2 separate regions of the Homo sapiens genome follow, and region 2 is linked to region 1. Evidence: chromatin contacts called from ENCODE Hi-C data. All regions are on one chromosome and are shown on one strand. Each heading gives the region's core, a stretch centred on a gene start or an enhancer-like site at or near the end of the contact. The rest is flanking DNA. Distances are from core to core; before and after follow the strand shown.

Region 1 (3,741 bases), core at 162-2,661:
GTGCTCCGGGAACCACAGTCTCATGTGCAATTATATAAACATGCCCAGCACGGATCCAGCACTTAGGATGTGTCAGACTCCGTGCCGGGACATTTATACGCACTTCGTGCTGCTGGATGAGTTATCTCCTGTTATTATTCCTACTTTCCTACTTTGCAGATGAGGAAACTGGAGCTAAGAGAGGCTGCCTTGTTTATAGGCAGTGCAGATGATCCCAGTGCAGACTGAGGGGCCTCGCTCCCAAGCACCACTGATGCCTGCGCACTCCCAGGCTGACGCAAGCACAACCACAGGCACATGGAGTGCCGTGTACACACGTAGACCGAAGCAGCACTCCTCCACGCCAAGCTCCAAGCTCAGGCGGGGTGAGGGGTGAGGCCTCACAACCCCCTGGATTTCAAAGACTTATAAAAGAGTTGGTGTCTCCAATACCCATATCATTATCATATCAATAAGGTATCATTGTCACATGATAGGCTCAGGGTATCTCCTCTCTGACAGACTCTAAGAATCAGACCGCGGCAGGGTGGGGGTAAGAGGGATGTACATTACGTTTTTTGGTAAAATCAAATGGTAGTTTTTATTGCAAAAGTCCAACGGCAGAGGAAGAGGGCAGAGAGAGGCCCAGCAATGTTTCCAAGCATCTACAAAGACTTTCATCACAGATGATTTCCTCTCAGCAAGAAAACGTGATGGTTTAAAAGAGAAAACCAGCAGCGAGGAATTACAAATCCCCAAAGGATCCAGGCCGCAGGATTCCCTCGCATCTGTGTGCCTTTGCGGCGCCCAGCGGAGCGAGCAAGTCCCTGGGCAAGGCTGGAGTTGCCTGGAGTTCACCGGAGCCTGGCCGGTCGGACCCTGGCTGGGGAGCAGCACAGAAGCAACTTGTGATGTGAACTCTCACCTAACTGTTCTTTAGGGAGACAATTCTGGCCCCACACATTTCACATGCCCCGCACAAAGAAACAGAAAGCGGGCGACACGCCCTGGGAGGGCGGGCTGGCGGCTTCTCCAGCTCGGAGCGCGTGGAGGCTGCGCGTAGGGGTCCGGGACGCGGGACAGGGACTCCGCGCAGCCCAGGCGCCGGGGAACCGGGGCTGGAGTCGGGGATCTGAGCCCAGCGGACGCCTCCTCCGCCTGGAGGCCCGGCACGGACCGGGACACCAGGGCGTCCGTGGCCGTGGCTCGGCCCCTGGCTGCTGCGGGCCGCGGCCTCCAGTGGGTCCCCAGGACCCTTCCCCACGGCGGGTACTCACCGAGGCTGAGAGGCCACGCCGTGCTGTTGGGGCTTCTCGTCGACCACATTCCTGGGCGTCAGCCCGGGCAGAGACCGCGGGGACTGGCCAGGCCGGGCCAGGCCGGGCCGGGGGAGGGTCGCGCTCCCGGGCTCCTGACCCTCGGCGGCGAGAGGAAGCGGCACCTGGGTCACACTCCTCCCGCGCGGGCCGAGGGGAGGGGCTCTGGCCCGGAGATAGGCAGACTTCATTTATTTTTTTTCTGCAGACTTGGCTGGTGGGGTTTCCACCCCCTTTTTTTTTTTTAAACACACACCCGCCCACTTCTGAACTCTTCTTTGCTCCAACTTTCCTGCGCAAGAACCACGCTTTTCTAACCGTTTCTCTTTCCATCTGCCACTACCGGATACAGAGGTTGTGGTTGAGAATTCCCCCTGGAGTGCAGGGAAAACTCCCCAATGTGACATGATGGCCTGGCCCAGCACTGTCGGGGATGGTGACCAAATAGGGCAGACCTGTGTTGAAATCTTGGCTGGCTGCGCGGCCGCTGGATAGCTGGGCGGCCTCTCTCAGCTGCGGGGCATTTGTCCCTGGAGAGAGTCCCTGTCTTGTTGGCCTTTGGGGGCCCTGTACTCATGGATGGGCTGTTGAGCAAAGATCATTCCAAAACAGGAAGAATTGCTGGACAAGAGTCGTGATTTGTTCCCATTGCTTTTGTCTGAAGCTGCCAGACACAGTGCAGTTTGTGAATTCGCTCTACTTTTGCCATGAAAATCTCCACGTGGATTTCGATACATACCTTTGTTGGTTAAATGCAGTCAAATGGCACCACCTACAAAAAATGTATCATAGCATTATCTGCCCCTTCTGCCCAGAGACAAGGGCAGGGAACTTGAGGCCCTTGTTTTAAATCCCCACCCAGGGGAACACCCTGTGCTTCTCCTGTGTGATGTCTGAACCTTCCTGTGCTGCTTTTCATTGTTTACTTTATAGTTCCCCAAGCACTTTTGTGACGCCCACCTCTCCCCTACCTTCTGCCATTAAGGCCTATCCTGCACAATCCGGAGAGCCAGGCCAGCTGTCTGTACAATGTATGGGCGGTGCCTTTGGGACTGTCATCTGCATTGAATACAATGAGAGGCTGCGCCCTGGAGATTTGCAACACAGAGGCTTTGCTCACCTCTAGCCGGGCTGCACAAACTCCAGGCCTTCTTGACGCAGTGGGAAAGCACTCATGATTCACTTTAGTTAGATCATGAAGAACCCCCGATGCTGATAGATCTTTACTCCAACTGCCATGTGCAGCACAGCCATGTTGAATTGAAATAAACTACTCACAGAATGCCTTTGGCCTGGTGGGGAAGCCCTGAGTCTTGATTTCCTCATCTATAAAATGGAGGCAAGAACACCTGCATTCCGGGGTTTTACAGAGGCAGTGATTGTAGAATCACAGTGGGAACAGAAAAGGCATTTAATAAACAGCAATGAGTAATGATTAATTTATTTTTATTTATTTATTTATTTATTTTTCTGAGACGGAGTTTTTGCTCTTGTTGCCCAGGCTGGAGTCCAACGGCGTGATCTCGGCTCACCACAACCTCCGCCTCCTGGGTTCAAGCAATTCTCCTGCCTCAACCTCTCGAGTAGCTGGGATTACCAGCATGTGCCTCCACGCCTGGCTAATTTTGTATTTTTAGTAGAGACGGGGTTTCTCCATGTTGGTCAGGCTGGTCTCGAACTCCCGACCTCAGGTGATCCACCCACCTTGGCCTTCCAAAGTGCTGGGATTACAGGCGTGAGCCACTGCACCCGTGATTACTTTAACAGTTTAACTTTTTTTTTTGGTAATACATACACATACGTCTACGTGGAACAGTAGTCCCGCTCCTCTGTCCTGAGAGAAAATAACTTTAATTATCTGAAATGCAGCTGGAAAGTTGGAAAGAAGCAGAAAGTTCTGCCAGGTAACAACGGACAAGTCATTAGGTCATTGCAGCACACTTAGAGAAGTCACTTTTACAGACTCATTTAGAACCTACTGGCCTTAGACGTAATCATAAGAGATTTCCTTAATTTCTTAGGGTAAGACAGGTTGAAGGCATCAAAATGTTGCAGAGAATTCCTTACAGAAAATAAGCCAAAAATTAATAAACTAACGAACTAAACAGTGAAAATTGAAAGCCCCACAAACTGCAGAGGTCAGATACAAGAACGAAGTAGCATTTGTTACAGAACTAAAGCAATCTCAGCTCCAGCCATCACTGGAGGATGTGACAGTTCCTTGCGCTATTAAAGACCACAGGGCTTTGGAACTCAATCTGGGTTAGTTACTCTACTGCCTACTAGCTGCGTAACCTTCAGCATTTCACTTTCTTTCTCTGAGCCTCATTTTTCTCAGCCTGGAAATTGGAGCAATCTGCAAAGTTAGGCTGTTGTGAGTAATATATTCGATAATAATTAAAGAGGTAATTACAATGAGAGTACACTGGAGTTACTTAAAGATATT
Region 2 (3,573 bases), core at 381-2,880, 4.9 Mb after region 1:
CGAGCTGTTTGTTCTAAACTCTGTACAACTTTTCTGATTTCCTAGAGAGAATTAAAAATAAAAATCAGATACTCAACAGAATCATTGTCATACACTCACACAAAACACATTAGATAGCTTATGTGATCTATCATAACCAAGTTTGAATCCTGACTTTTCCACTTATTTCCTCTGTAAGACTTCAAAAAGTCACTAAAAAGCCTTAGATTCCTCAGATACCCTTTAAAGAATAATAGCCACCCATTAAACCCAAGTATTCAATTGGGACATTATAATGGATGACGTGTGTGAACGCAACTTGCAAAATGAAGAGTTAAATGCAACACAAGAGTCGGGTATTTCTAATTCTTTTTTCTTTTTTTTTTTTTTTTTGAGACGGAGTCTCGCTCTGTCACCCAGGCTGGAGTGCAGTGGCGCGATCTCAGCTCACCGCAACCTCCGCCTCCCGGGTTCACGCCATTCTCCTGCTTCAGCCTCCCGAGTAGCTGGGATTACAGGTGTGCGCAACCATGCCCAGTTAATGTTCTTTTATATTTTTAGTAGAGACAGGGTTTCCCCATGTTGGCCAGGCTGGTCTCAAACTCCTTACCTCAGGTGATCTGGCCGCCTCGGCCTCCCAAAATGCTGGAATTACAGGCATGAGGCGCCGCTCCCCGCCTCTAATTCATTTTTAAAATATTCACTGAGCATACTTATGTGCGAGGCACTGTGTAAATACCGGGGAACCAAGCACACAATCCCTTCCCTCTGGCGGTTTAACATACAATGAGGGAGAAGATTTTTTTAAAATAATCAATATTACACACATTAAAAAAAGTTAATGTGCTACTAGAAAACATAACAGGAAATAGATCGCTTAGACTGTGACGCCAATGAGATAAATACGAGACAATCAGGAAAAGAACGGGAAAGAAGCAAATTCCAGGAAAAGCAAACAGGCAGGAAGCTATTTGGGGCACTAGAAGAGGTAAAGTGAACATCATACACAAAGACAGAGAGCATAAACGAGATTGAAGAGAAACCATGTGAGCCACAGTAGAGTCTGATTTTTTATCCTGTGTGGCATAGGAAATCACAGGAGAGTTTTAAGCAGATCACATGTGCTTTTAAGACACCAACAAAAATACACGAAACGCTCATTCGCTGAAGACCAGGTGCTAATCGAGCCTTCGATATAAACAAGTGCTGAAAAGAAGGAAAACTGACACAAACGAGGCAAGTGATGCTGAGAAGCTGAGACTCGAACACGGGGAATCAGGACAGAGCAGCAAAATTTTGGGCGGGGGCGGGGAGTGCCTAACCTAAAGCTAGAGGGGAAGCAACCCACCCTCGGAGGCGTCCCCACCGCCCGAGACTGAGCGACAGAGGAGGGCCGGGCGAAGTGGCCCAACTAGGCATGGAAAGGCAAAGGGAATGGGGAAGGGAGGGGGCTCGCCTCTCGGATGTCCTGCTCGGCAGCCAAAAAGCCCTGCAGCTCCACGAAGATCTCGCTCACAGACATGGCGCCGGCTGCACAACAATCAGCCAGTGTAGCAAGGGCGGCCAAGGAAGTGGACGCCGCAGGCAACCAGCGCAATCAATCGCAACGGCCGCCGCTACCGCCGCGTCCCCCCGGTCTTACGCCACGACCGTCGCTAGGGTCCTCCGAGGCTCGCGGCGCGCCGGAGGACGGGCTGTCCGCCGCGCTGCCTGAGGCGCCGTCCGCTGCGTTCGGAACCGAGGCGCGCGTCCAAAGGGCAGAGGAGAGGGAGAGTGGGCGGGGCCTCAGTCTGAGGCCTTCAGACAGGCATCGCCAGAAACAACCTGCGAAGGCGGCCCTCGGAGCACGTGGGCCTGAGGGAGGGCGGGGACGGGCGTGTAGGTGGTGCGGGCAAGTGGGGCTGGTTAGCTTATATGTGTGTATTTATTTCATACACAACAACAGTTGGAGGGAAATATTTGACAACGAAAGAGTATGCACAAAAAACAGGTGCAGAAGAATGTAGAGAGAGTTCAGCCTTCGTGAGAGAGTAGGGGGCCAGTGCATTTCCAAAAAAAAGGAAAATAAAAGTAACGTATGTAGGACTGTGAGTAGGGAATGGATTGGGAGCGAAAATTTTCTGTGTAGATCTTTTAATGTCTTCTCTGTATGGCTGTATTACCTATTTTTAAATTAAACGGCTTTTTTAAGCGTGTGCGGTGGGATGTTTCTCTTTCCACTCACACCTTGTCCTAATTCCCCTTCCATGCCCTATAACGGTTTCCCCTTTCATGCCCTATAACGGTTTCCCCTTTGTTCTTGAAGAGTTATTTCATACACACATACTGTGTGTGTGTTCTTGAACAGTTATTCCATACACAAATACAGTGTGTGTGTGTGTTGCACTCGCCAGATGAATTGGAATGATTCTTATCAACTAAATGATAATTTATTGCTTGCTTTGTTTCTGACATTATTCTAAACTCTTTACATGAAGGATCATATTTAATTCTCATTATATGAGAATAATTTCATGTCCATGAAGAAGACAGTAAGACCACTAGCACCTACATTTTTAAAAAACTATCGGCCGGGCGCAGTGGCTCACACCTGTAATCCCAACACTTTGGGAGGCCAAGGCGGGCAGATCACAAAGTCAGGAGTTCGAGACCAGCCTGACCAACATGGTGAAACTCCGTCTCTACTAAAGATACAAAAACTAGCCGGGCGTGGTGGCGCGCGCCTGTAATCCCGGCAACTCGGGAGACTGAGGCAGAAGAATCGCTTGAACCCGGGAGGCACAGGTTGCAGTTAGCCGAGATCACACCACTGCACTATAGCCTGGGCAACAGACTCCGTCTCAAAAAAAATAAAAAACCCTTTCTTATCTCGTGTTTGTTCTCCCAAAACCCATTCGTCTGTCCTAAAGAATCCTATTTGTTCTCATACAAACTTTCGTCACCTCTCCGTTTTACCTAGAGTTAGGCACACAAGCCACTAACTGGTTTTTTGTTTCTTTCTTTTCTTGTGTGGTTTTCGTTATTGTTGTTTTGTTCTGTTTCATTTTTTGGTCTCATTACGTTGCCCAGTCGGGTCTTGAACTCCTGGGCTCAAGAAATCCTCCTGCCTCAGCCTTTCAAAATGCTGGGATTACAGGTATCAACCACTGCGCCCAGACATAAACCTCTAACCATTTAGTAGGCTAGCTACTTATTTTGCTAGCTCCAGCATCCATGCAAATAAGCCTTTTTTGGGAGTGTCCTATAAAAAGTTTAATTAGACCCTATTAGTCGATGGTGTTGTTGAGTTCTTATATGCCCATGCTGATTTTCTGTTCCGTTAATCTGTCTTTTGTCAGTTTAATTTGCAGGCCCTGGCTGGGCATGGTGGCTCACACCTGTAATCCCACCACTTTAAGAGGCTAACGAGGAGGATCACTTGAGCCCAAGAGTTCGAGACCAGCCTGGGCAACATAGTGAGACCGCCATCTCTACAAAAAATGTTTTGAAAATTGGCTGAACATGGTAGCGCATGCCTGTGGTCCCAGCTACTTCAGAGGCTGAGGTGGGAGGATCACTTGAGCTCAGGATGCCACGGCTGCAGTGAGCCATGAT

Evidence for each region. A loop is a pair of places that touch in the nucleus more often than their neighbours do. Pooled maps may share reads with other maps.
Region 2: a loop to region 1 is called in a pooled map, with 7 times the contacts of the local background. The contact joins the promoter of TSN here to the promoter of GYPC in region 1. A Hi-C loop is called at or near these places in 3 of 37 single-sample maps with no recorded cell type and 10 of 50 pooled maps.

What each region holds. Positions count from the first base shown.
Region 1 is chr2:126,653,828-126,657,568 of GRCh38, reverse strand. It overlaps GYPC (glycophorin C (Gerbich blood group)), which reads right to left and starts at 1,411. Exons shown (of 4, transcript NM_002101.5): 1 at 1,257-1,411. The coding sequence starts at 1,305. RefSeq lists enhancers at 132-381, 1-678, 1,472-1,761 and a silencer at 1,012-1,381.
Region 2 is chr2:121,753,708-121,757,280 of GRCh38, reverse strand. It overlaps TSN (translin), which reads right to left and starts at 1,630. Exons shown (of 6, transcript NM_004622.3): 1 at 1,436-1,630; 2 at 1-41. The coding sequence starts at 1,501. RefSeq lists an enhancer at 1,576-1,765.